Regions from separate parts of the Homo sapiens genome. Here region 2 is linked to region 1. A link is a loop called in an ENCODE intact Hi-C map of the cell type or tissue named here. Cell type or tissue: MCF 10A. All regions are shown on one strand. Links, peaks and the distances in the headings refer to the core of each region. The heading gives the core; the rest is flanking DNA.

What was found. A loop is a pair of places that touch in the nucleus more often than their neighbours do. Peaks named below come from ENCODE experiments on the same cell type or tissue, not always from the same donor. Only the 100,000 strongest peaks of a DNase experiment are listed, where the experiment ranks them.
Region 2: a loop joins it to region 1, with 4 times the contacts of the local background. A loop is called at or near these places in 3 of 110 quality-filtered maps.

The regions. Positions count from the first base shown.
Region 1 is chr13:40,245,714-40,260,779 of GRCh38, reverse strand. No RefSeq gene overlaps it. Among named protein-coding and RNA genes, the nearest start is that of LINC00548, 33 kb to the right of the region's middle. In MCF 10A, for the core only: no CTCF peak of the experiment used is centred there; a DNase peak (open chromatin) is centred at 8,929.
Region 2 is chr13:40,310,740-40,325,805 of GRCh38, reverse strand. No RefSeq gene overlaps it. Among named protein-coding and RNA genes, the nearest start is that of LINC00548, 98 kb to the right of the region's middle. RefSeq lists a silencer at 7,760-8,054. In MCF 10A, for the core only: no CTCF peak of the experiment used is centred there; a DNase peak (open chromatin) is centred at 7,245.

The DNA of each region.
Region 1 (15,066 bases), core at 7,387-9,886:
TCCTATTAGTTGGGTTTTCTGTTACTTGCAGCTGAATGCATTCTTAACTCATGTAAATAAAATAGCAAATCAATGGTAAGAGCAGGAGGGTTTTTGACTTCTACTTTAAATTTGTGTGACCCTGGCAAGGCACTAGTTTTTTATTTATTTAATCAATGAGCATATAAATAAAATTGTAAATCAACCTTTAGAGTTTGTAAGCTCTGACCTCTGTGATCCTTGTGGAGTACTTAATACATTATTCAGTAATTAATGATGACACCAAGATACACACAAATGTAGCACTTTAATTGAATACTTTCTTGTGAACTTCCTCAGCACAGCTTGTTTAGTAAAGCATAATCTTCTCTCTCAGGGTCCCCAAGAGTACCTTTATCATAGGAGAAGCACCTTTTCTCCTAAGTTATAGGAAGTTTTAATGAAAAATACCTTATACTACACATATTAATCATCGAGTGTTAGTTGTACACACAAACAACAAGAAATTCTGGGCCATTAAGGTTCACAAACCTGCATATTTTACCCACAATCAACAATATGTTATTTCTTTTCTGAATCAGGCATGTGAGTTCTGAGATACAGTTCTTTTTGTGTTCAGCCTTCATGGTTTCTGAAGAATCTAGAGGAAACGCCAAGTCTCAGAGGAAGCCAGGAATCTCTCTCAGTCTTGCTCCAGTAGGACTATCTCTTCTTTTCCCCTCCCTACTTTCTTAGGCTTGGCAATAGTCATTGCTTATCTCTCTCCCTCCAAAGAAAACAAGTCACCAAATCCATTTTTTATTTCACCAGTGGGAGGAGAACTCTGTTACTTTTCTTTAGTATACACAGGATAGTCATTAAATGTGATCAACAGGACAAACTTAGGAATTAACAAAGACAGATTCCCAGTCTCTAACACTATCTTCTTTTTCTATGTACCTATATTCCGAAAAACCACTGACCTAGTTTAGAGATAAAATAATTCCTTGTAGTAAGAGTGAAATACAAGTCTGGAGAACCATACACTGCATAGACATCTTCCTGAAATGAGAATTTCTGAGCAGTTTGACTCCAACAAGTGTTTGCTTGGTATCATCATCTAGTTTCCAGAATGTGCCTCCCTTCCTATGAAAACCTCAGTACTAGAACTTTTAATTGTACCAGATATGTTTGCATGTATGTACCTGCCTTCCTTCTAGATTGTAAATTCCTAGAGGGGATCAGTAGGCTTTGATCTGTCTCTGTATTCCCTTACGTTGCCTAGTGTAAGATTTTATACTCATGTGATAACTGATAAGTGTTTGTTAAATGGAATTCTATCCATGCATTTGTAGCTTTGGAATATCTTGATCTTTGAGGTGAGTGACCTCTGAGTCACATACTCAGATGATTCTTAGCTAGGCTTCTGGGATTGTACTGAAGATCAATTTGTTAGTGTCACCAAGCTCTGATTAGTTGATGTTATATGATTATGCTGCAATTAAACTAAAAATAAGCAGCATTTTTAAATAACTCTAGCAGAATTAAGGTGACTGGGTGATTCACACAAACGTCCCTGCTCCTCTTTTCTTGGGGATAAAATTAAGTGTATCATTAGGAAAGGCTGAATCTTTCCAATATTCACTGGCCTCAGAGGCAAGTACACTTACTGGCAATTTGGATTGATATGGAAAATAAAATTAGGCCATTATGTTTTCCCTTTTAAAAGTGCCTATAAATAACATGACTTTAAATAGTAAATTTAAAGTCTGACTCTGTTTTTGAAAATTTAATTATAATCTCTGAAAAAGAAAACAATAAGAAACTTTTGTAAGTGGCCTCTTCTGGGGAGGAGAACTGGGAGCCGAGGTGCCAGGAATGGCAGAAAGACTTATTTCTTACTGAAAACCTCTTTGCGTGCATTTATTACCTATTTCAAGATAAAGACATAAGCAAACAAACAGATAAATCTCAATGCAATTTTGAAAAGGAATAAAATTGGAAGTCTTGCACAACATGATTCTAAGACTTACTATAAAGTTGAAGTATTCAGATAGTGTGGTATTGGGGTAAGGAGACAAATATAGATCAATGGAACAGATACAGAATCCAAAAATAGACCCCCACACATATGGCTACTTGAGTTTTGACAAAGATGTGAAGTTAACTCATTCCAACAACTAGATTCCACCAGGAAAAGAACTTTGACATTTACCTAGCATGACAAACGCCAAATTAACTCAAAATGAAACATAGACCTAAATGTAAAAGCTAAAATGATAAAACTTGTAGAAATGAAAATTGGATAAGATCATTGTGACCTTGGGTAGGCAAAGATTTCATAGGACACAAAAAGCAAAACCATAAAGTGAAAAAAAAGAAAAAAATGGACTTTATGGAAACAGAAACTTCTGCTTTTCAAAAAGCATCATTAAGATAATGGAAAGCAAGCCACAGACTGGGAGAAAATACATGCAAAGCATATATGTAGTAAAAACATTGCACCCTAGAATATGGGCAAAATACTTGAAGAGATACTTCATCAAGAAGATACACCAATGGCCAATAAGCTCATGGAAAGATGCCCAACATCAATAGCCATCAGAGAAATGCAAATTCAAGCCATAATGGGAAATTAAGATGACTGAAAATACTAAGTGTTGGTGAGGATATGAAGCAACTGTAACTCTTTACATTGGTAGCTGAAATGTAAAATTTACTGCACTTTGGAAAACAGATTAGGCATTTATTGTAAAATTAAACATACCACACAACCCCTAGCAATCCCACTTCTGGGTGTTTATGCAAAAGAAATAAAAATATATTCACACAAAGATGGGTACTTGAATGCTGGCTTATTTCCTGGGTTGCTGTAACAAACTCAAATTACGATAAACTGAGTGGCTTTAAACAGCAGAGAAACATATTTTCTCACAGTAATTGAGAAAGAAGTCCAAAACCAAGGTGTGGGCAGGGCCATGCTCTCTCTGAAGGCTTAGGGGAGAATCTGTTCCCTGGCTCTCTCTTAGCTTCTGGTGTTCGTGGCAACCCTTGGTGCCCTTTGACTTGTAGATGCGTTATTCCCAGCTCTGCCTCATCATCTCATGGCATTCTCCATGCAGGCCCCTGTGTCTGTGTCTCTTCTCTTCTTATAAGGATACAGTCATATAGGATTAGGGCCCATCCTGATGACTTCATCTTAATTCAATTACATCTTCAAAGACCCTATTTCTGTCTGTGCCTATCTGTGGCATTCACAGGTACCAGGGGTTAGGACTTCATCCTGTCTTTTTGGGGGACACAATTCAACCCACAACAAATGTAGACAGCAGCTTTGTTGGAAACACCCCAATGCCCATCAGCTGGTGAATGCATAACCAATTCTGATATATCCACATAATAGAATATTACATAGAAATTGAATTTCTATATAATAACAGATGAATCTCAAAAGGTTTTGCTGAGTCCAAGAAGCAAAAACCAAAGAGTACACACTGTATAATTTCATATACATGAAATTCTAGAAATGACCAATCTGATCTAGAAATCTCTCAAAAAGCAGATTAATGTTTGCCTGGGGTTGGGATCAAGGGAGCACGGAATTGTTGGACTGATTGCAAATTGGCATTAGGTACTTTTTGTAGAGATGGAAATATTCTATATTTTAGTTTTAGCAGTGGTCACAAAAGTGTATAAGTTTGTCAAAACTCACTGAACTGAACATTACCAAACTGAACACATGTAAATTATATCTCAATAAAATTTATTTAAAAGTTCAGTTGCAAACAACTGTTTAGTAATCTATGGCATAAAGCAAAGGTTACCTTTTTGAATGAGTTTATATTTTTACATTTACTCTAAATAAAGTTTGATTGTAACATCTATGGAAGGTAGTAGAATCTACCCATTTACCACTGGGAAGTTGGGGAGATGTCTATGTTTTTTTTTTTTCTTCCCTAGTGCCTTTTATCCATCTTCTGCAAGTAGCATTCCCTCTTTTTCCTTCTTTTGGTGAACTGCTTCTTTCTCATTCCAGCCACATATTTTTAGGTGGTCTTCCAATTGTAATGGACTTCTTGACAAACCCCACCCGCTTTGCCTAACCCCACCCCCTTTGCATCCCGCCTTTACACCTTCCAACTCTGCCACTGGGAGCACATGGAGAACGTTGACCCACAGTAGAAGATAATAATGCTGAACTGGTACAAAGAAGCCACAATAAAAGGAGGAAGAGAGAGAGAAGGTCCAGAAGTACGAAGTCTCTGGCCTCAGAAATCTGCCAATCATTCTCCACCTCCTTACCCCATAATTCCCAGTTTCTTGAGCCAATAAAGTAACACAATTTTACTTTTTGTTGAGAACTTACAGTTAAGTTTCTTCCAATTCCAACCAAAAAAACTTCATAAATTAGGATTAAAAAAAATTGTATTCACCGTAATCAGGCTGCCTCTTATATCAAAAGGGGGCAGTTTCTGTAAGAACACCCACCAGTCTATATATTTTCAAGTTGTCAATATTACTCTTAATGAAAGTCAGCCTGGACTTTCCTATTTCCCAATATTCCAGTACATACTCTTGCCTAGTATATTGAAGCTCTGACCTAGTTTCATTTTATTTTTTTCAACTTTAATTAATATGGCATAAAGTTGGGTTAGACACTTTGGTGGCTGTCTTAGTTGTTGCCTTATATTAAGCATGAAGGCAATGAATTAAAACTAAACCTGGATTTTAAAATATAAATTGCCATCAAGCTGGGTTTTCTTCATCAAATGCTTTTGCAGGTGACAGTTTCAACCCCTAAAAAAATGTGCATTTATTGCTGTTCAATTAAATTCTGATATTTTTCCCCTTTCTGATGGTTTAGAAGACCATTGAATCCGTATTCTGTTATCTGTGGTACTCTTCTCAGTTCAGTTTCATCTATTAGTTTAATCATCAATAAAGTAGAAAAAACGCTTTTTCATGTGCATCTATATCTGTCGTGGTGTCCTCCTAAGAGCTCACCAAGGTATGCCTAATACTAGTTTGGGAATTTCCCTGGAAATCCACAGGAAGCTTACGGATTGGGAGCCCTTGCCTTGCTATGAACAACCAATTCTCCCTTTTATGACCATCAGGAAACCATTTGCTATATTTAACCTTTTGGCATTTCCTCCATTCTCCAGGGTATTTAGAAACCCACTAACGTGGCTCTCTGATCACTTCTTCAATGCTTCTGGTAGTTACTTTTGGAGCCTAAAGACTTATACTCATTTTAAGACACTTAATGCTCTCCGAATACATTCTCATCTACTTGGGGCATTAGTTTCCTCCATCTGAGTCTCATTATCCTTGGTGCAGAAGTTAGAAACAAAATGAAAATATAATTATTAACTTCCTGAATTCCCTGCATGACTGAATCCCTGGAGCATCATTTTCCCCTTGTGGGCCTTTTGTGAGGGATCAAAAGAGATGGTATGGGCAAAGTACTTTGTGTAAGGCAAGATGGTAGTGATTGCTGGGCATTGCCCCAGAACCACTGCCCCTAGCAGGTTAATCCCTGGCGTGGACACCACTGATAGAGCAGGTTCTGTCAGGGAGTAAGGGGTATAACCTTTCTCCCTAAAGAGCAACAGCTCTTTAGGCAAATAGTGTCTCTGCCCATCCTGTTGTTGCTTCCAGGAAAGGTCAAGGACAAGGTTTCAGTTCCTGAGAAAGACTGACACAAAGTCCCAGTTCCTGAGGGTTTTGTCGAAAGGAGTCAGGCTTGGCTCTTGAACACCAAAAGGGTGCCCCATGATGGGGGGCAGGGGTGCTGAGACTCAGGGAGACCAGTGGTCGCTGGTGGGACACTGCATCCTCAGTCACATGAATGTGGGACTAGAGTGGCTTAAGATGAGAACAGTAAAAGTCTTGATACAAATGACTCGTTTGACCACTCACACTAAGAGACTTGACCAAACTCTAGAACATCTTCTATCAGCTCAACGCCACATCCCTAAGATGAGGACACCAACTTCCTTAAATGCCTGCCTGAGAAAGCTCCACCATGCCAAAAGCATTTGCTGCTTGTTCCAGCCAAAATCTGACTACAGGCTCCTGACTGCCCTTTTCTTAGAGCATTTACCTTAGAAAACTTATGACTGTAAACTCTTCCTCTGTCTCTTTAAGATGTATCTTCTGCAACCCAGGAATGCCTTTCTCAAGGACCTGGGAGCCATACCTTTGCAGTGAAATCATCAGGAAGGAGAGGGCTGCTGCTCCTAGTCTCTGTGGGAGATGCCTAATTACCCTGCCCAATCTCCCTGGAACACCCCCCAGGACTTTTCGCTTGGTGCACCCCAGCATTGAAAAAGCCTCCGCCTTTTCTTTCACTGAGGGTTACCTCAGTTTATGCTGGAGTCTTTCTCCCTTGTTGCAGTGGTCTGAATAAAACCAGCCTTGTTTTTTTTAAACAACTGTCTGGTGAACGTTCTCTCTTTGACAAGGAATTCAAATGATTACTGGTCTGAGATACTGGGGTAGAACCAAACTTTATGGGATGGGAGGTAAAAGTGGATCCAGCTGAGGTGGGCCAAGGTGGCAGAAGGAGGAGGAAGGAGGTAGTATTTAGCAATGATCCACCTTGAGGACAAGCTGGATAGATGCCAGCCTGGCAATAAGAGGCAGGGTGTCAGATCAATGAGTTGATAACAAAAAAAGAGCTCATAAATTAAGACAAGCCAACAAGTGGCCTCCAGTGGTCATACAAAACTCTATCTTTAGCTCTGTTACCCTTTGTATCAGTAGTTTAGAGAACTGTTTAAAAGCCATGTGTGTAGCAGTCATGATGGCATGATTATAATTCCAAATAATCTTAACAGTTTGAATAAAGAGCTAAAATTGTCAGGATGAAATCTAAAGGAAACAGAAGGGTGGGGAATCTAATATTCTAGGCAGAGCAGGCTACAGAATTTGCAGGGCCCAGTGCAACATGAGAATGCAGGGCCCCAGCCAGGACAGGGAAATTGTCTCCCTGTCAAACAGGCTCACTGCCCCAATCCACACCAGGGGTTGGGGGTTGGGGAAGATCCTCAAGAGACTGCAGCCTTGGTTCCAGGATATTTTTCATGCTTGAGTAGTTAAAAGGCTGACTGTGCTGTGGCACTGTGAGCCCAGGGTAGGACGCTTCCACCTTGCCATGGCCCAAGTTTCTATAGGGTACATGCTTGACCTCAGCTCTCCCTGGCCCATGCCAAGGCCCTTGCTGAGGGTGAAGTTGGCTGTGGGGCAAGGACAGGGAAGTGGAGTTGAGTGGGACCAGGAACCCATCTCAGGGAGGCAGGGCGGTGGTGGGAGGTGGGACTGTGCAGGAACTGAGGCTCCATTGGCCCATGGACTGACAAAATGCAAGTTCACAGGCACAATTCTTAAGAACTTCAAGATGGCGACCATGGAGCATTAAACTGCAAATAACTTCAAGATGGTGAGCATGGAGCATTAAGTCACTTTCCCTTCTGAAAGTGGAACCCTGTGCGAGGGCCCTGGTCTTACACCCACAAAGCTGACCTGGATTTGAGGCTAGAAAATAGTGTTTGAAAGACTGGAAATGAGAACCTTTTTTTTTTTTTTTTGTACAAAACACTTTGAGTAGATAGAATGGTTCTGTAGGGGAATGAGAAACGAGCTTAGGAGGCAGGTTGAACACTAACTTTAGAGAAACCAGATTGGGGATTCATCTATAGAGAAGACATCATCTATAGAGAAGACTGGAGAGCTGGGGAGTGACAAGGTGAACTCGGTATTTTAGAAGAAGTAATTTCCAGTGAGATGTCTTTTAGAAGCTTGTGCCTTTCAACTGTTCTTTTTTGTTGTTTTCATACATAAAAACTGAAGGAACACTTTTTTTGGATCAAAGAAGAGCAGTTGCCTGGAAGGCTTTTTTTCACTCACTTTTTCCTACTGTTCTGTGCCCAAAATCTACTGGAACTTTTGACATTTTGCTCTTCTTTGCCTCTGGATTTTAATGCCAGCAAATTAATGTGTAAGATGTCGGCAGAAAATGACTTTCACAGGACAGAGTGACCTTGCATTTTTGGTCAGGAGAAAAGGAAAGCAGCAGACACACTAATTGCTGAATTACAACGAACATTTCTATGAGCCTTTGAATCTCTCAGAGGAATCAAAACAAAACAAAATTAGAGCAGCGATATCAAGCACCAGCTTTGCAGGCAGACAACAGGTGGAGATAAAAGCCAAATGCTCAATTTCTCTCAAATATCAGAAAAAAAAGTGACTTCTGTTTCTAAGGGACTTGAAATAATTTTCATCTGTATTCCTCTCAACTTAGTAGTAATTTATAAAATCAGGCATTTCCATGGCAAATACATGTGCACACACCCACACACATGCACACATGCACAGGCATGCCCCGTAATACTTACTCCACGTACATGTAATTGAAGCTGCTAGAGAACTGGTAATACAGAACTTCTACAGAACTGGTAATACAGAACTTCTACAGAAGCTGTTGAAATGCTAGTGTTGTGAGAAAGAAAACTTCACCAGAGTGGCCTGTAGCCAGAATAAGATTTTTTTGTTTGTTCGTTTTTGTTTTTGAAACAGGGTCTTGCTCTGTCATCCAGGCTGTAGTGCAGTGGTGTGATCATAGCTCACTTCGGCCTCAACCTTCTGGGCCTAAGTGTTCTTCCCACCTCAGCCTCCTGAGTTGGGATACAGCTATGCGCCACCATGGCTGGCTAACATTACTTTTTTTTTTTTTTTTTTTTTTTGTGGAGATGGGGTCTTGCTAGATTTCCCAGGTTGGTCTCGAAACTCCTGGGCTCAAGTGAGCCTCTTGCCTTGCAGAATAGGAACTTTTATAGTGCTGAAGCATTTGCCAGAAAAAAAAATCTCTGAATTTCTCTAGAGACAGAAAAATGGATGCAACCTTTGAGTGGAAGAGTTTTGCTTTCTCTTTGTCATTCTTTCACTTGCATCACTGGCCTTGAGAAATCTGCCTATTTCCTTGGTTGCCATGTTCTGACTAAGAAGATGAGACAATCTTTCCCCCTAGTTTTCCTGTGCATTTTAAACTAGCCTCAGCCACTATAAAGCTCACTCTACCCCTCAGAATATGTTCTCCTTGCCTTGGTTATGTGCTCTTCTCATTCCTTTGAGCAGCTTTTAAATATTTTCAGCTTTTTGGACAGCTCCCTGCATAAATACACACATTTATGAAGATAGCACTACTGTACCTTTGTTATTGGGTGCTTTTCCCTTGTATAGACAGCGTGGCTTTTCTGAGAAAGTGTGGTTGAACCAGGGTCAGCAGTGGAGCCAAGCTGACCAAGGTCCCAGTCCTGGTACTGTCCTTTGTTGTCTCTGTGACCTCTACCCAGTCACTTGGCTTCCACCCTTCCTGACAATAGGGATGGTGATGATGCCCTCTCATGGGTGTGTTGTGAACATGAAAAACAATCATGTGTATAAAGCACATGAACATAGTAGGCACATGGCAAGTGTTACCACATGCTTAATTCAGCTGCCTGCCCTCCCAACAGTTCACAGAGTCTTGAGCCATAAAATCATGTGAGCAAAATGTTGCAGGTGAAAGCCTGTGCCCTGCTATGACCAGGCTTCCTTTCCTGCATATCAGAAATTCTAAGATGGCAGGTTTGCTTCTCCTCAAGATGTCCAGCAATTTCAATGAAAACCTCTTAGTTTTTCTCAATGAAGTTCAGAGAATCCACTCTTTTGTTGCTTCCTTTATTAGATCACAGTTGAAATTATCATCAGGGCAAGACTGGAAACTTGGCTGATGATCTGTTTCTGGGACACCTTTTCTAGAAGATGCCCTAACCACTGCCACAGGCTTCCTTGGGGCCATTTTGTGATGTCCATCAGGAATGGCCATGTTCCTTATAACACAAGCCCATAATCTTTAATTTCATAAGTTAGAGTAGACTCAATGGCAACTGGCCCTGCCATCTAATTATTTCCCCCCAAAAAGCCTTTCATATTGACTATTTTAAAATTTATTTTTTTATAGATATTTCTCAATAGCTTTTGTCGAATAACAACTGGATACAGTGAAACAACATTCATCTCTCTCTCTTTTTCTTCTTCCAATGAAACATTCCTCTCTTTTGATGTAACATTTTGCAGCCCATTTTTTATGGAAATTTTATCAGGAAGTTATGTAACTCAAAGTTAAATGGGTGCTGCTGCCCCTTATTATTTTCTAGCCGAAGTGAGTATTTGGTAACATGTACTTAAAACATTTTTTAAGTTAAAATTATTATGTCTGTATTCTACAGTGCATGACTTTAATCATCCATTTATTTGTATATAATGTGGGATCTGCATTGAAGAGAATCAATATTCTCCTTGGTCCACCTCCATTTATAAATTAAATACTTGTCTTTTGCCCACAGTGGTTGTGCTTCTGACCTGCAACAGAGAAGAGCTCCTTTATAGAGATTTGTTGTTAAATTTAACTTCAAACTTACTGCTGCTCAATAATTAGAACATACATAAATGAGAGGGACAATATTTATGAAGCATTGCTGAGAAGGTGTGCAACCCATTGTATTTGATACACTAAAATCTTTCCTTGGTTTAAGCTAAAGATTTAAAGTTCCTGAAGCATTACACTATCACTCTGTGTTGAAGGACATTGAGAAAAGCAGACATGTAGAATTTACTGCTGTATTTACTATAGATACTATTGCTGAGAACAGTATTCACTTCATCACTACTTGTCCTCTTTAGAAGACAAGGGAGAACTTTCTCTTAGTTCTTAGGATAAGGCATTTGCCGTGGATTGATGGTTTGAATATGGTTTGTCCACATCGAATCTCATGTTGAAACAGGATTCCCAATGTGGCAATGTTGGGAGGTGGGACCTAATGAAAGGTGGTGGTTGGATCATGAAAGCACCACCCTCATGAATGATTAATGCCATATCATGGGAGTAAGTGAGTTCTCACTCTCACAGAAATAGGTTAGTTCCTGCAAGAGTGGGTTGTAATAGGTGAGGCTGCCTCTTGTGTTAGGTTTCTTTGCACATGCTGCACACCTTTCTGCTTCTTCGCCATGTTGTGATGCAGGACATAGTCCTTCCTGGAAGCTAAGCAGATGCCAGCACCATGCTCTTGGACTTCCCAGACACCAGAATTATGAGCCAAATAAACCTCTTTTCTTTATAAATTATGCAGCCTTGGGTATTCTATTATAGCAACACAAAATAGACTGAGACAGTACCATAGCTGGCTTTCTCTATTATTATCTTGTGGACTCTTTGGCTCATTTAAATGTTACATTTTCCTCTTTGCTTGGGCTGCAGAAAGCTCAACCCAAATTTTCAACCTACGTTTCCTGAGTGTGCAGAGTGTATGGTAACCTCATATCCACCTCTATCCCATTGGAGAGGGTTCCCCAGTGGTCTGGGTGCTCTGCCTCTCTCCAAGCTTTTGCACCTTCATCAGCAGAAATAAAGACTCCTCATGTATCACATTCTTTAGTAAGAGAACAGTTCTTCTTTTCAATATTCAAAGCTTGTCTGCCATTATCTCCTTGAGATCATCATGATGTGTGCCTTTTATTATCCTTACTTATCAGTTACCACTAGATATGAAGACTTCCTAAGTCAGTGCTCGTTGCGGGATTCTCATCCCCTAAGGGTCTCCCATTCCCTTCTCTAATCCCATATCCTATGTCTCAACACCTTCTACATTTTCTACTGTGATTTCCAGAGTTCTGGGTCAGTTATTAGAAAGACCTCCCATATTTCCACCACTTCTAATTCTCTCCACCTTCTTCCTCTACCTGAAATTTGACTCTCTGCTGAAGTCAATATTTTTCCAGCAGTTTTTTCAAGTGGGTGTTGTTTTCTTTCTGACAGCCCTCCTACCACTGGGCCTAGAGGTGGGGTGCTGTCCTTCTTGCTCCACATTACTGTTCTAAACCATTCCTATCTGTCCTCTTTGCTCCCTCACCCCAGCTATGTAATTTATACCATCAGCATATTCCACACCCATCTCTCCTAGTTTCTGTCATCCATAGACCCCTTCCCCTAGGTCATTCTCTTTCATTTTCTGAAGATTTTAACTCCTGGTTCACTGACCCTCTCCTCACCATAGTCCTTTTATAATTACAGGTAAATTCAAGTAGATATCCCAATGCATTTTAGTTCCTCAAGTTTATCGTCTTTTACCCAACCTTATACTCTCAATCCTTTGCTCATATATCTTAAAACTTGACATTACCACAAAGGATTGGAAAGGAAATAAGCACAAGTGAGTGGCTTAAAACAAGACCCATTGATTAGCTCAAGGTTGTGTAGGTTAGACATCTGGGCGCACTGCTGGGATTCTCGGCTCAGTGTCTCACCAGTCTGCATTCTCAAATGGCCCTCACATGGTTGTGGCAGACTTCCGTTACTTGACGTTGTGAACTGAGGTCCCCATTGCCTTGCTGGCTGTCAGTCTGGGCCATTCTCTGCTCCTAGATGCCACCCACATTCCTTGACACGTGACCCCCTAAATCTTCATAGGCAACAACGGAGATTCTCTTTTCTATAGGGTGCTTCTCAAGTTTTGAATGTCTTTTATCAGGGAGAGCTCTGTCCCTTGTAAGGACTCACCTGGTTAGGTCAGTTCTTATTGGTCAGTTCTACATGTCTGATTAGGTCAGACTATCTGAGGCTAACTTTCTTTACTTAAAGTCAGCTGTGCTATGTAACATCACCCAATCACCTATGCAATATTCATATCTTCATAGGTTCCTCCCACACTCAAACAGAGAAGACTATCCAAGGGCTGAGTCATGAGAGAAGGGGGGGTCATTTTAAAATTCTGCCTACCACACCCTCAATGTTCTTAACTTGAAGAGTTCTATTCTTAAACTACCACCTACTATCTCTAGCTCACTTCCTCTGTCTCCATGACTTCAATGATACTTTGAACTCACAATCTCCCACATTTTTATGTCCCTCATCCCCATCCTCTCTCTACTGCCCTCCTTTATCAGCATATGATCAATCACCATAATCACTCATTGAAATATACCATTAGCTCTCTTTTCTTCTCTCCGTTTGTTTAATTTGCCTGACAAAACTCCAAAATGGTTAAATCTGACTCTACTTTTTTCTCATCCCTGTATCCATGTAGATAAAAGTGGCTAGAGAAAAGCATACTCCTACACTGACTGATCATCCTTTAAACCTGTGAGTACTAATTCAAACAGATTCTTAAAGCTGCCTAGCACTCATAAGACATTTCCCTACAATTAGATACCCAAACTTTTAGACGTAGAACAAAGGTATTCAACCATTTTTTACTTACAGATTTCCTAAAATAATTTTTAAAAACTCTGTACCCACTTGCATATTTTACATTGATATTGAAATTTTCATCAGAAATTCAAATAGTTGAAAATCTTATTACAATGTATTATATTTTTAAAAAGTTGCAAAACTCTTTTACTCTAAAGAAATATCATAGCAATTTGATATCCACCATTACCATTAGAAATGTATAAATAAGTTGGGCTGGGCACGGTGGCTCACGCCTGTAATCCCAGCAGTTTGGGAGGCCAAGACGGGCAGATCACGAGGTCAGGAGATCGAGACCATCCTGGCTAACACGGTGAAACCCCGCCGCTACTAAAAATACAAAAAATTAGCCGGGCATGGTGGGGGACGCCTGAGGCTGAGGCAGGAGAATGGCGTGAACCTGGGAGGTGGAGCTTGCAGTGAACCGAGATCACGCCACTGCACTCCAACCTGGGCGACAGAGGGAGACTCCGTCTCAAAAAAAAAAAAAAAAAAAAATTAGAAATTTTATATCATTCTTTTTTCCTTATTGAATTTATATTTCCACTCCACATATAACATAGAATTATATATTTTAAAATTTAAGATGTTTTGTTGTTCACCTTATCATACATTACTGCAGTCAATCACATATGTGATATATATGTCCTGAGTGGAAGGCTCTAAATGTTTGATTTTTTTTCTGACTTAAGGTATCATTACAATCATGATCATTATGTAATTAATCAAAATTATGCAAATATCTATTTTAGTAAATAATCACTAAATATAAAATAATAAAATTTGAAAGCTACATCTTACAGTAAACATAGAGCTGATGTGTATTTCCCAAAATTTTATTTTGGAAAATTTTAAATTCACAAAGTTGCAAGGATGGCACAATGAACACCCATATATTCTTCACATAAATTCAACAATTGTTAACATTTTCTTGTATTTGCATCCTCTCTCTCTCTCTCTAGTTTTCTTTTTCCATGGAACCTTTTGAGACTGTTCAAATGGCAGTAAGGACATGCGTCCATAATAATACAAGGGAAGGCAGAGTGCATGGACATGATACAGATGGTGGGCAAAATGTGGTGGGGGACATATGGAAGCTTCTATTTTTTTGTGTATGTGAAAGAGGAATCAGGAGGAAGGAGGAGGAGTTGTTGGATGTTTATAAAAAGATGAGAAAGTATGAGTCATATTGACCAGTGAACTTGTGTCTGGGGTGGAGAACCCCCCTTGACCATTTTTTTAATGGGGTACAAGACCATGAAGACCTTTTTTTTTAAATGGGGTACAAGACCTTTTTTTTTAATGAGGTACAAGACCATGAAGAGTTTTAAGCAATCCATTTCCATGTGTATTCCTTCCTTAGAATTCTGCCTGCCACTCCCTCCATCTTCCCAACTTCAGGAATCCCATTCTTAAATTACCACCTATTTGCAACTCATTTCCTCTATTTCCATGACTTCAACAATGCTTTGGACTCCTGTTCTTCTCCTTGATGCACTTTCTTTATGAGCCTTCTAGGACACCATATTCATCTAGTTTTCCTTCTGCCTCATTGTTCACTCCTTCTGGGCTTCCACTGCTTCTTCACCCTCAGCCCTGACTGCTAAATGTTGAAGCACGTAAGGCTGAAACCTTGGACCTCTTCTCTTCTCTCTCCATACCATTGTCTATATTATCTCATCCAGTCTGATAGCTTTAACAACCGTGTATGTGCTCACAACTTCTCAATTTGTATCTCCAGCCTGACCTCTTCTCTCAGTTCAAGATTTGTGTATCTAACTACCTAAATAAAATCTTCACTTCTCTGTATAGTA
Region 2 (15,066 bases), core at 6,202-8,701, 66 kb before region 1:
GATGTGACATAGGAAGGAAGAACCCAGGAGGGGACTGGTGGGTTTCCTGAGTTGAGAAGACAGACTGCTGAAATGTTTCCAGGCAGACCATGGCAGCTAGAGTTCAGAGGGCAGAGCACAAGAGACGAGATTGCTGCATAGAAAGAGAACTCCAGAGATCTGCAGAGGGTCCTGCTTGAGGATTCAGGTGAGTGTGGACAAGTTATATGCATATGAGGAAGTGCACCTGAAGTTAGGGAAAGAACCATGGAAGAGGATTAGAGAAAACAATGCCCAGTGTTCACATAGGGCCAGGAGTAATGACTGTTTACACCAGCCAGACTAGAAGAAAATCCATGACACATGGGGCATTAGATAGAGTACTGAGACAAATAATCAGTTGCAGATTGAGCATTGCTTGGGTCCTGTCTAACAAATCTTACAAGCAAGACCTCAAAAGATAAATCTTCCAAGTACTGTAACTGTATATCAGAATAACATATAAGAATATTTATAGAAATACAAAAATACCCAGCAACATTATAAAATTCACAATGTCAGGTATCCAATAAAAATTACCAAGCATGAAAAGAAGCTGTAAAATACAAAATGAGAATTAAAAACACACTTATTTTTGTTAAGATTAAGTGTGAAATTGACACACATAATCCAGAACTGATATAGATGCTAAAATTAGCAGACAAGAACATTAAAACTGTTATTATAATTTTATTCAATACATTGAAAACGGTAATTAGAGACACGAAAGATATAAAATCCCTAAATCAAAATTCTAGAGATGCAAGCTACAATATCTGAGATGACAAGTACAGCAGATAGAATTTATGGTAGATTACACATTACAAAAGTAAATATGAGAAACTTGGAGGCATAGATATAGAAACTATCCAAAATGAAACACAGAGAGAAAATAGACTGAAAAAAAGAGCCCTAGTGTACTGTAGAACAATGGCTAAAAGTTTTCTAAATTTGATGAAAACTATAAACTCACAGATCCAAAGTTCAATGAACCCAAAGAACAAGACACGCAATAAAAACTACAAGTTAGACTATAGTTGCTCAAAATTAATTAGAAAGAACACATCTTAACAGCAGCCAGAGAAAAAAGACACATCACATACACAAGGACAAAGATAAGGATGGCAGAAGGTATCTTCTTGGAAATTATTCAGATAAGAAGATAGTGGAGCAATATCTTTAAAGTACTAAAAGGAAGAAACAAACCTGTCCACCTAGAATTCTATACTCCAGAAAAATCTCTTTAAAAAATCAAGGCAAAGAAAAGACCTTTTCATACATACAAGAGTTGAAACAACTAATTGCCCGCATATCCACATTACAAAAAATTTTAAAAGAAGATTTTCAAGCAGAGGAAAATAATATCAAATGGAAGCCTGGTTCTACACAGAGGAATAAAGAGCACCAGAAATTTACAAGGGCAAAGATATAAGATTTTTCTTCTTATTGTTGTTGAAATCTGTTCAAAAGATAATTCGCATCTTAAACAAAAATAACAATGTATTGTGGATTTTATTACATGCATAAAATTAAAATGTATGACAGCAAATTAGAACATAAGTGAAAGAAAGAAAATAATAAAGATCAGAATGAAAATCAGTGAAGTAGAAAACAAAAAAGTGACAGCAAAAAGCAATGAAACCAAAAGTTGGTTTTTTGAGATAATCAATAAATTGATAAACCTATAAACAGACTGGTCTTGAAAAAAAGAAAGAAGACACTTATTACCAATATCAAGAATGAGAAAGATGACATCACTGGAGATATTAACAGAATAACAAGGAAATATATAAACAACTTTATGCCAATAAATTTGACAACTTAATTGAAATGAGAAAACTCCTTGAAAGGCAGAAATTACCAGGCTGGGCATGGTGGCTCACGCCTGTAATCCCAGCACTTTGGGAAGCCGAGGTGGGTAGATCACCTCAGGTCAGGAGTTGAAGACTAGCCTGGCCAATGTGGTGAAACCCCGTCTCTACTAAAAATACAAAAATTAGCCAGGTGTGGTGGTGGGCACCTGTAATCCCAGCTACTTGGGAGGCTGAGGCAGGAGAATCACTTGAACCCGGGAGGTGAAGGTTGTAGTGAGCTGAGATCATGCCATTGCACTCCAACCTGGGTAACAGGAGCAAAACTCTGTCTCAAAAAAAAAAAAAAAAAAAAAAAAAAAAAAAAAAAAAAAAAAAAAAGGGCAGAAATTACCAAAGCTCACTCCAGAAGAAATAGATAACCTGCATAGCCATATTAAATTTGTAGTTTAGAAATCTTCCTATAAGGAAAACTTTCTTGGAAATTCTTCCAAACATTTAAATAAGCAATAATACCAATTCTACGTAACAATTCTCTTCCAGTATATTGAAGTGAAAGAAATATATGCTAACTCATTCAATGAGACCAGCATTATCCAGATACCAAACCCAAGAAGACATCACAAGAAAAGAAAACTATAGACCAAAATCACTCATGCAGATAGATGCAAAACGTTTAAATCCAACAATGTATAAAAGGGATAATACATCAGGGCCCAAGAATGCTGGCTTAACATTAAAAAAAATCAATCAATTTAATTCACCATATTAAAAAACTAAAAAGGCATCGCAAGGTCAGGAGATCGAGACCATCCTGGCTAACATGGTGAAACCCCCTCTCTACTAAAAATCGAAAAATTAGCCGGGCATGGTGGCGGGCACCTGTAGTCCCAGCTACTCAGAAGACTGAGGCAGGAGAACGGCATGAACCTGGGAGGCGGAGCTTGCAGTGAGCTGAGATCGCGCCACTGCACTCCAGCCTGGGCAACAGAGCCAGACTCCATCTCAAAAAAAAAAAAAAAAAAAAAAAAAAAACAAACTAAAAAGGCAAAACCACATTATCATCTCAATAGATATAGGAAAAAAGCACAGGATACAATCCAAACCCAATGTTGAAAAACGCTCTTGATAAACTAAGAGTAGAATGGAACTTCCTCAACCAGGTAAAAAGCATCTATGGAAACCAATAGATAATGTTATATAAAATTAACTTAAAATAGACCAGATACCTGAATGTAAGGTCTGAAACAATGAAACACCTAGAAGAAAACATGGGAGAAACTGTAGCTGACCTCAGAATGGGGAAAAAAAACCACAAGAATTGCCCAACTGGAATGATGCTGCCATCTTTGGAAAAGTAAAGATTGGAGGTAGCTCCACAAACAAGAGTTTCTTGTGCCGCCTCTCCACAGAGGCCCTTCAAAATGCATTATTTTTTCTTTGTACTCTGTACTTAACATTCCTTGTAAACCGTAGCATGTCTCTATCAAGGTAAAACAGCCAGTGTAGGTTAAATTTCAAGGGAACCAATCATTGTTAACGACTGTGGTGACTGTGGTAGTATACAATGTGCAGAGAATATGACCCACTGGAGGTACTGTACCTGGACAATAGGCTGTACACAAGCAGCACAGCAGGGCCTTTATACCTGAAGTAGGATAGGTTCTGACATTTGGATTTCAGTGCTTTGTCCATCACAGGCAAGGCCAGCAGTTCAACACAGTATATGTCGGGGAAGTGGAGCCTGTGTGAAGAACACATATTTTATATCATACTATGTGCCAGGCACTATTAAGCACTTTATATCTATTATGTTATTCATATAAGATCCGGTGTTATAGGTATTATTATTTTCATGTTAAGCTCATGGAAGTTACATAATTTGTCCAAGGTCAACAACTGGTAACAGCTGGTGCTCAGGGTTGTCTTATCATTGTGGTTCTACATTTTTAAAATCTTTTCCATTTTATCAACTGTCTCCATAAGATCAAAAAATATTTTGCTAGGTTGCAAAGAATGGTATGCATATCTCTCTAGGACTTGAAGAGCATGAGCCCAGAAAAACTCTACCCCTTTATGAAAGGGCAGTTGTTAAAAAGGCTTGGCAAATCCCCAGCCTCCTAAGTGTTTGGGGGCCATACATCTCCTAAGTGTTTGGGGGCCATACATCTCCTAACTGTCTGGGGGCCATACATCTGCTAAAATGGGATACCTGGAATGTATTCCGTATGAGTGTTTCTTAGCAAAAAGATGTAAAGGTGACCCCATCTTTGGCCTTGAAATGAAAGAGATTTATGAGCAAATATGGTGTGGGTGTTGATTCCATTTGGACTCAGCATCACAAAGCTAGGTAGAGGTGACGAAAAACAACAAATCATGGTGCTACAGAAGAATTTTGTGACTCTTTCAGGCAATTCATTTCTAATGGCAGCTTATCTACTGAATAGATTTTCAATACTGATGGAAGTAGTCTCCTCTGGCATTGCTTGCAAAGTCAATTCTGACACACGTGGAGAAGGAGAAGTGAATCAAGCCCCTGTGATTTTAAGCAGAGGGGGGAGCCATTCCTGTTGTGGTAATATTACAGATTCCCATAAAATAATACCTTTGGCTAAAAGTTTCATTGTCCTAGAGCTTTCAAAGTGATCACACATTGCCTAGTTGTTCTTACATAAAAGTACAAGCTAACGCATAAATAGATGAAAACATTTTTCCTCCTTACTGGTTTTATTATCTCATAGTATGTCCAGTGAAACATTTTTAAATGGACCTTACTATCTTTTTTTTTTTTTTTTTTGAGACGGACTCTCACTGTGTCGCCCAGGCTGGAGTTCAATGGCACGATCTCAGCTCACTGCAACCTCCACCTCCCAGGTTCAAGCGATTCTCCTGCCTCAGCCTCCCAAGTAGGTGGGACTACAGGCACGTGCCACCACGCCCGCTAATTTTTTGTATTTTTAGTAGAGACAGGGTTTCACTGTGTTAGCCAGGATGGTCTTGATCTCCTGACCTCATGATCCACCCGCCTCTGCCTTCCAATGTGCTGGGATTACAGGCATGAGCCACTGCGCCCGGCTGGGCCCTTACTTTTTTTAAAAAACATTTTTTAAATCAAGGCTTTCAAAAATACAGCAGAGACAATCCTTATCCAGATTTTCTTCATTTATCTCATCTTTTTTCCTCTTCCATGAACATCTTTATCTCTATCTACTTGAAAGATCTTTTTCAGTGAAAATCATTTTCGAACCTTTTAACAAAGGTCCCTGGTGATTATAATAAACTTAACACTCTTATGAGATAGTTAAAGCTCTGTTCAATGTAGATTCAGCCTCCCTTTGTAGCTCCCAATATGCTCCTACATGAATTCTATGTCATAGACCATTTCAACTACTTACAGTCCCTGAATACATACTGAAAATTTCTGCCCCTGCTTATGTCATGCTTTCTGGCTGGAATGTCTTCCTTCATCCTATTTCTGGCAGGGAAAGTTGTACTCATTGGGGAGACCCTGGCTATCTGTTCATCTAATGGCTAGACTACAGTTAGACTACATTTCCCAGCCTCCCTTGCAGTTAGGTGTGGGTGTAATTGATTTACACCACTTCCAGGTAACCACATTCATTCTTCACTTGCTCACTTCCTCTGTCCATAAACTGTGCATAAACTGCATGCAAATATCAGGACAACTAAGCTGTGCATTTCAAATATTGATGATGGCAGAATCATCATCTGTCTTGTTCCTAAAAGATGGAGTGGCACAGAGCCTCTCTCTCTATGATTTTGAAGTTTTTATGCATTAGAAAAAATTACTTTTGACAGTCCAGTTTGCTAGGCCTTCTTTAAATGCTAATATTCCTACAGTTCCCTCCTTGGCCACTGTTCTACTCACTCTGTATTCCCCTTATCAGGTGTTGCCTTTCCCCTGGCTTTAGTTTCATTGAGAGGCCACCCCAGCCTCTCTGCCTGCTGCTAATACGTCACCTTTTGCATAGATAATTTTGTCAGCCTCCTAACTGCTTTCCCAGCCTGTAATATATCCCCAAACAGTGACAGCCATCATCTGTCATAAAGCCCCATGTGGTGTGTGGCCACCCCTCCCCATTCCCAGCACGCGTTTATTTATTTAATGTGCCATTGCTATAGCAGAGTCCAGTCTCCTCTGTGTGGCTCTCCTACTGGCCCTGCCTTCCTTTCCTGTCTCCCATCTTGCTCCCATTCTCTTGTACTCTTTGTTTTAATCAAACTGAATTACTTTCCTTGACTGTGCTGTCCCTCACTGCAGGTCTCTGTATGTGCTACATTTATTCAGTATGCTCTGTACTTACTCTTCCAGGAAGCCTTCCTTGACCTCCACTCTCATTCAGACTGGGTTAGGAGTCCTCTTCAATGCTGGAGAATCACCCTGTATCTCCTTTACCATACTCCTTAATACACTTACTTGTAACTACTTTTCAATTTCTCTGCTTCTCTAATGAAGATGGTATTATGGTCTAAATGGTGCTCCCCCACCCTCAAATTCCTATGTTGAAGTCCCAATCTTCAGAAACTCAAAATGTTACAGAATTTGTAGATAAGGTCTTCAAAGTGGTGATTAAGTTCATATGAAGCCCTTAGGGTGGGGCCCTAATCCAAAAGGACTGGCGTCCTTATAAGAAGAGGGAGAGGTACCAGGGGTAGGTAGGTATGCACAGAGAAAAGACCATGGGAGGACATAGCAAGAAGGCAGTTATCTGCAAGCCAACAAGATGCCCCAGAGAAAATAACCTGCTGTCATCTGGATCTTGGACTTCCAGCCTCCAGAATGGTGAGAAAATAAATTTCTATTGTTTCAGCTACCCAGTCTGTGGTGTTTATTATGGCAGCCCATGCAAAATAATACAGATAGTGAACAATTTGAGGAAAAGATCGTCTTGTTTCTCTTGGGATCCTTATCATAAACCCTAAACCTGTCATATAGTAAAGGCAAAATACATGTTTATGAAATCTCTCAATTGATTAATTCATTGATTGATCAATAAATAAACAAATTTGACATTGATAAGTAAATAAGATACAGTTTTGAGGAAGTTACTTTGATATGGTAAATTGGAACCCTATTATGCAAGAACTTGTAAATCACAGATGCTCAGGAAAAATTTGTTGGTTGGAGAATGATAGGGTCATATCACAGCACTGTTTTGTATTTATAGGAGGTTTTCTCTAAGACAAAAATGGCTCTGGATTCTATTAATACATCCCTCTGCAGTGAAAAGCACTAATCATTGGGATTTTTCTGGGGAGAGACCAGAGGTGAGGGAGGGGACACACAGCTTGCCCAGAACCTGTGTGAGCCACTGGCCCAGCTGGCATGGAGAGGGACACCGGAGTGTTCTTGCTGGCTGGCAGAGTGCCAAGTCCTACAGCTACTGCTTGTAGATAATCCTTACAAAGCTCTCATGAGATGACTTGGCCGTACTTGCTCCAGAATGACAATAGCACCTGGAAGGCACATTCAGGGATTATGCAATGGAGGTCAAGAAATGGCAGATTTGAGAAAAGAAAGATCAGCTCATCAGGGTTTATATAACAGCAATCAACAGGACACAAAGTGAAGGCAGGGTCAATCAGACATCCAGATTTTTCTATCCACAAATGTGACAATATCTGAAAACTTCTGGACGGTAAGTAGAAAAGCTTGTGTTTTTTCACATATGTGGCACATTTGGGCAAACCTGAGCTAGGAACAGGCTTGTTCTTAGTTCCTAGTTCCTCCCTCAGAAGGGAGCAGGTTCACTGTTGTCATATTCTTCGAAGGATTTCACTGGATGGGAAGTGGCTAGATTTGGCTGGGGCTGTGGTTTAAGAGGCACACATGCATATGCAAATAAGCACACATGAAGTTGGAGGCTGCTTGTGTGGCTCCAGGAGTACAGTGTGCCAGGACTTCCAGAGAGAAGAAGACCCCCCTCTGGACTGAAAAAAGGGCCCTGCAGCAGCCTACTAAACCAACAGTGTTCAGGGCATTGAACCAGCCCACACCTGTGCACAGCTGGTGACAAGCATCGGTCATTAGCATCAGTAGTGATGAGAGAACACTGTAGGATAATGTGCTCAGGGAAAGAATGCAGGTAGACTCAAGCCAGTGGTGAATGTGTTGATAGTCACGGTGGTTGCTATGGATAGGGATCAGGAGACAAGGTTAAATTTCAGTTCTTAGGGAGCAGGTATCATCTGCAGTAAACAAAGAGGGCTTGCTAGGAAACAGGGCTGTGGTTGACAGCCAGCACATGTTGCTGTTGATTCGTGGAGTTGTGGGCTCACTGGACTTGAGAGGGTCCTGAGACCAGATTAAGTGATGCTGTCACTCATATTCATTCACTTGACCAATATTCATTGAATGCTTTAATGCATGGATCAAGAACTACACTAGTTGGTGGAAATTAAATAGCAAAAAATAGGAAATCTTGTCTCCTGATCTAGCCTAGTGGAGGATATGGAGAAAATGAGGCGGCCGGGCGCGGTGGCTCACGCCTGTAATCCCAGCACTTTGGGAGGCCGAGAAGGGTGGATCACGAGGTCAGGAGATCGAGACCATCCTGGCTAACACGGTGAAACCCCGTCTCTACTAAAAAAAAAAATACAAAAATTAGCCGGGCATGGTGGCGCGCGCCTGTAGTCCCAGCTACACGGGAGGCTGAGGCAGGAGAATGGCGTGAACCCGGGAGGCGGAGCTTGCAGTGAGTCGAGATCGCGCCACTGCACTCCAGCCTGGGCGACAGAGCGAAACTCCATCTCAAAAAAAAAAAAAAAAAAAAAAAAAAAAAAAAGAAAATGAGGCCATTGCAGTGTAGCATCCTCCAGGCTCCTAAAGGGGCAGCAAGCTGGGCAACGAGAGCTCACGTGGGCCTGATGGGCAGATGCTCTCCTCACTCTCTAAAGGAAGTGAGGCCCACAGGGAGATCTGAAGGACGAGAGGAACTGAGCCAGAGGGAAAAAGGAGGGCTAAAGTGTTTACTACAAGAGGGGACAATGGCTGTACAGTGGCTCAGAAGAGTCAATAGTTCTCAAAGGCTGGAATATTCGGTGGTAGAAACAAGGCAGAAGTAACCTGGCCGGGTACTGGTGAGGCTCGTTTCTCCTGGTGGTGAGGACGATGAGCCGGCAGGCTGGGTCTGTGGAGCTGATGCTCAGAACACAGAGCAAGGTGAGAGGCAGAGATTGGGGAATCACTCACATGCAGCTATTAATCAAAGGCCTGAGGGTGAATAAATCCTCCCCCCCCGGCCCCCCTAGAGAGTGTCTGGGGTGAGAAGTGAAATCCCAAGAAACCCTGACATTTAAGGAATGGGCAGAGTCCCAGGAGCACCCAAGGCCAACAGAGGCAGAGAGTTGGGAGGGAAACCAGGAGGGGTGGCAGTGAGTGTCCTAACAGGACAGCAGGTTTTAAGAACAAGGCCGTGACTGACGTTGGAAATGGGGTTGAGAAATCGAGTAAAACCAAAACAGAGAAAAGGGTCTACTCAGCACCCCGGGATGGCAGGTGACCTTGATCAGAGGCTTCCTGATGATTCAGGCATGGGGAGGGGAGTAGAGGACTGAGTAGGAGGTAAGAAAACAGCGTGGCCAGCTTTTCTAAGCCCTTTGGCATGATGGCAAGACAGAGGTGGGTTGGAACTGGAAGACGTTGGTGCGGAAGCACATTTTTAAGATGGAAGAGATGAGAGTATATTTGAATCTTACTGAGGGCAACAGAAGGCTAAAATATTTCGGCACAGGTAGGGGTGGCTTCCTCTGTTTAGGTCTGCTGTGGCTTCTGAGAAGAGCGAGTGGAAGATGTGTCCTGTATTATGGCAAATCCAGAACCCATTTAGATGTGTGCGGGGGCAAGGGACTGAGCTCTGGGAGCAGACGGTGGGGGCTGAGTCCTGCCACTTGCATATCCTGGCTGTGTGATCTTCAGCACACCACTTAATCTCTCTGAGCCTCAGTTTCTTCATCTGCAACAATAAAATCTACCTCGTAAAGCTATTTTAAAAATGAAATGCAATGGTGTACGTAAAGCTGTCAGCACAGTGCCTGGTGAACGTGCATCTACGTCTAGCTTTCTTATCAGTTGTTCCACGTCAGAAGGATGGCTGCCTGTCTGTAGCCTGTCCATTCAGTGGAGATGCTGGGAGCCTCCTCCAGGTGTCCGCCTCTATCTTGAAAAGGATGAGGGCTCATTGTCTGCGCTCTGCTAAGGTCTCTTTCCCAGTCCCAGATGCAGTGTGCAGCTCCCTGTTGATCTCCAGGATGTCAAGGCTGTATTTGCTGCATGGAGAGCCTCTGGCAGAGCCCAGCTGCTGGCAGCACACCTACAGGAAACAGCGTAGCAGGACTGGGTGACACCTCAGGGGAAACCCAGCTTCATGACTCTTTGCGGGAAGCTCAGCCTCCTTTTTTTTTTTCTGCTTTTTTTTCTGCAGGCAGGAATCTGCTTTCTGCAGGCAGGATGGAGCTCCTGGAACACTATATGCTACTTCTGAGATTTCTTCTTTGTTTTTGAACGTCACCACCATGTCTCTAGTGTGATGTAATAAGAAGGGATCACCCGGCGGAGGAAAAGGATTCCTCATTTTCTAAACCAGATACTATGTTTCTTTCTCTTTTGCTTTCTGCTCTCTACTTCCTTCCAGTTGAGACTGTGGCTGTCTTTTTTCCCCCTCCCATTAGAGAGTTCAGTGGGCTTTTCCCCACTGGAATCAGATAGAGACTCTGGGATGGAGCTGGGGGATTTGCTGATAGTCTGGTGAACCTGAGAGGAAAACGAAGCTCAGGTCACACAGCAAGTAACAGAGTGGCCAGTCCAGGACTCAAAACTCAGGCCTCCTGACTCCTGGCCCAGTGCTCTTTTCAAAGCGTCCTTCCATAAACGATGAGGATTTTAGTAATCCATCCATCTCCCTGCAGCCTCCCTGAATGTTACAAATATTAATATACTCATCTGATACACCTTGCACACCTCCTGTGAGGCAGATCCTTTCTAGGCACTGGGGACTTATCAGCAAAACAGAAATAAATCCCTGCTCTTAAGGGGCTTATGGTTGAGTGATGGGAGACAGATAATAACCACAATAAACAAATAAATGATAGATTTTCCACAATGTCTCTCCAGGGAACATTTTCTCAACAGAATGGTTCTTGATTTTTTAAAGCCCAAACTCCATAAAATGTATATGCCTTTCTATACAATGTTTTTGAGTCAATGATTATATAGAAAAACGTGTATATTTATGACCACCTAGCTCAGTACAACATTTCAACAAAACGATTTGCCGAAATAGTCTTGAGTTCCATTCTAAATACTGTACATTTTCTTGAAAGGCATGTTGAGTGTCAGCATGGGGTGTGTGTCTTGGTGGTTGTTAGAACTAAGAGGGGAGCCACTGCAGGTCATCAAGCAACTCTTTGTTACAAACATGAATTTTTTGGTGACCAGGAAGCCATGCTTGAGGCATTTTACATTCTAACATGAGAGTTCATTATTTATATACAGATAGATAGGTGTTTTGCTGTATATTAGTTACATTTAAAAATTTGATTGAGAGTCTTGGGTGGTGGATGTGAAACATTGTAGCTTTTCCCAGGTAAAGTCATAGGAAAGACTCTGAGTTAGAGTTTTTGTGCAGAAGACTGATTTTCAAGAATCTCTTCTTGATGTTAAGTATGTGGTTGGAAGGTGAGAGGTGTTGGAAAATACTAGACCTGAATTTGTTCAGAGTCTCATAGCAATGCCTGGTTGAGACTCTGGTCTCAGCCTTAGTGTCCCCATGGGTGACAGGTCCCGTTTGTGGGGGGAGCTAGCACAGGAAATGACCAAAGAGTCAGATCCATTTAGGTGGACACCCTGGCTATGAACTTGTCCTTCCCTTGGCTCAGTAATGATGACCATGACCACTTGCAAAATAACTTCAGCAGGAAATGCAAAGTGATTCTCTCATTGAGTTCAATGTGAATCACTTGCCAGGAGAGGTGGCTCAATTCCATGAGCGTTTTCTTTTTTTTTGAATGGTAACTGTGGAATGGTAGGAAGCGTCCCACAAAGGATTTCCTTTGGTCATTGTTTTTTTTTTTTTTTTTTTTTTTTTTTGCTGAGGAAAAATATGTTATTGGGGAGGGATAAGAATCTCCCTCCCTTTGTGAGTTCTGTGATTCAGAGTTTAAAAGGCCAGTGACAGGATCTGGGTCACAGCGTTGGTTTCCTTCTTATGTGAGACCTTGTGCTTCATACGTCTGTCCCTTTAAATATTGGGACTGGAGCTCCATATTCTGTCTCATGTTTATACTTGGTCACATGGTGAAAGGTGGATTCCTTGAAGCTAGACTCTGTACTAAGGGAAATACCATGCATTGGAATAACCCAATCCTGCATTTTAACTTGTAGAGTTAAAAGGTCACTTCTTCCTACATCCTTCCTAAGCAGAAGAACCCCCGCTCCCCGCCCACTCCTAGTGACAGCTGAGTGAGGCCGGTGTGCTCCCAGCCTATCTGATCCTGTGTGGGTATATTTGCCAGGGTTTTCCAGAGACAGAACCAATGGCATGTGTGTATGTATAGAAAGAGATTTATTTTGAAGAACTGACTCACAGGATTACGGAGGCCGGCAAGTCCAAAGTCTGCAGGATGAAGGCCCAGAAGCAGCCAATGCTGCGGTTCAAGTCTGCAGGCCGTCTGCTGACAGAGTTCCTTTTTGCTCATCAGTCCTTTGTTTTATTCAGGCCTGCAAATGATTAGATGAGGCCCTCCCACATTAGAGAGGGTGATGTGCTTTACTCAAAGTCCACCAATTTAAATGTAAGTCTCATCCAAAAATCCCCCCACAGAAACATCCAGTATAATGTTAACAAGATAGTTGGGCCCCACAGCCCAACCAAACTGACATAAAATTAGCCATCAAGGTGGGGTTCAGCAACTAAAATATTATATGTACTAATGTTCAGCAACTAAACCACACACACACACACACACACACACACACACACACACACACACACGAATTAGACTCTCCCTCTGTGGAAGGAAAGGAAGGGCAGGCCTTGAGTGAGGACAGCCTCTTCTCGCTCCTTTCTGCCTAGGATGGGCAAGGGCTATGGCACCTGGGCTATGGCTGATTAAGAGCAGCCTTGGCTACAGAGACTTTAAAAGCTGGTGTTAGCCAGTTGCAGCCCGCCTGCAGCCCTAGATTTGTGTAGGGAAGAAAGGCAAATAGCAGATGTATGTGTATGAAGAGTGCACACACACACACACACACACACACACGTGGGAGGCAGAGTAACAGAATGGTTGGTGGTGTACAGAGTATATGGGGTATGGAGCCGCTCTGCCTGGTTGGAATGCCAGCTTATGCTAGACTTGCTGTGTAACTGTGGGCAAGCTACTTAACCTCTCTCTGCTCAGTTCCCTCATCAAATTAGGGAGGGAATTCATACATCCTAGGCTGTGAGGATTAAATGAGGTAGTAGCTGTAAAGTGCCTATAAGATCGCCTGACACATAAGTCCTGGACGATATCAGTTCTCGTTATTATCCTTATCATGTACACAATGCTCATCAACTGTCTATGTTCACATATTACACATGGTTATTGGTAAGCAAACACAACCTATACTTCTGGCAAATACACATACAGTGGGAATTTTATGCCAAAATCTTTCTAATGTATGCTTGCAGGGGCCATGCTGGATATTGCTTCATAAAAAGATATTTTTTGGTACTTTATTAACAAAATTCCATTGGATAGAATCCAGGTCATATTCACTCTAAATTAAATTAATGTTTTCTTTTCTTTTTTTTTTTTTTTTTTTTAAAACAGTGTTACAGCAAGATGCCCGCATGGCATTGGAGTAAATATAGCATTTTGGGCTTGTGAGGATCATTTGCAGCCAGACAGCCTTTCTGCTGGGGAGGGGAGAGTGCAGGAGGTCCCACCCTTGGTTGTCGCACACTCGGTGAGCATGTCGCTAGCCACCTGAGGCTCAGGTGTGCCTGAGGCTGCTGGAGCTGGCGCGGATAATGATAGCTGGTGGGCTTCAGTGTGAGCTGGCTCCTTCTCTCTGATAAATGGCTCCACAGATGCTGCCAGCTTCATGCTCAATTAATCCCAGCTGAATTGATCATCCAGTTATAAAGAAAAGCATTAGCAATAAAGCAAAACTTCCCAAAGAGCTTTTATGGGGAGGAGGAAAGGAAGTGAATTGGTTTTTTTCTTTAATTTTTTTTTTAAAGAAATTAAGATGATGAACTGTGTTTGAAAAGAAACCAGCGCCAGCCTTCTCTCTACCCAGCTGACTCAACCCTAAGGGGGTGGGATAATAAGTAATTTTTTTTTCACCTAGTTATCTCAGGAATCTTCGAAAGAAAATATTTTTTAAATAAGCAAGCACATATAAAGCTTAGCATGTGCCAGACTTTATTTTAAGCTGAGGAACTTTACATACACTGTATCAACTCATTTAGCTTTCTGACAATGTGGTGAGGCAGCCATTTTACAGATGAGGAAACTGGAAAGAGATGAAGTCACTTGGCCTGGATCACAAGTGGCTGAGCTGAGATCCACAGCCTGTGCTCTGGGCCATTTGCTGAATGAGTTCTGTGACTGTGTGGCCATCAGGACAGATTCCTACTGGGTCAGTCCCCTTCTCTGCCTCACCTTTAAGTCAGGTGCTCATTGTCTTATTCCTAAAATCTCACATTCATATTTGTAATACCACAGGCACGTGCTTTAAAAAGGTAACAGTGTCATGTAATACACATGTAATACATGTTTATTTTAGGGAAAAAAAGCAACAACAGAAAATGCTGAGAAGGAAACAGAAGAAAATATTAATTACTTGTATTCCTCAACCTATGATTGCCCTTGTTAACATTTTGGTACAGTTCCTTCTAGGTTTTTTTTTTTTTTTGTATGACATCCTTTCCTTTTAAGCAGTAATGAACTCATACAATGCATAGTATTTTGTAACTTGATTTTTTTTTCACTCAACAGTGGAGTGTAAATGCCTTTCCATTTAAATATAAATACATTTCTATAACATTATTTTCAGTTTGTAAAAAGTATTCCACCATATGGATATGCTACAATTTACTCAGCTAATCCTTTTTGTTTTGGACAACTGTTTCCAAATTTTGAAATTAGAAATAATGCTATTATGCAAATAACTGATAAGTGTATGAGGTGGTGCCTATGTTAATTAGCTTGATTTAGCCGTTCCACAATGTGT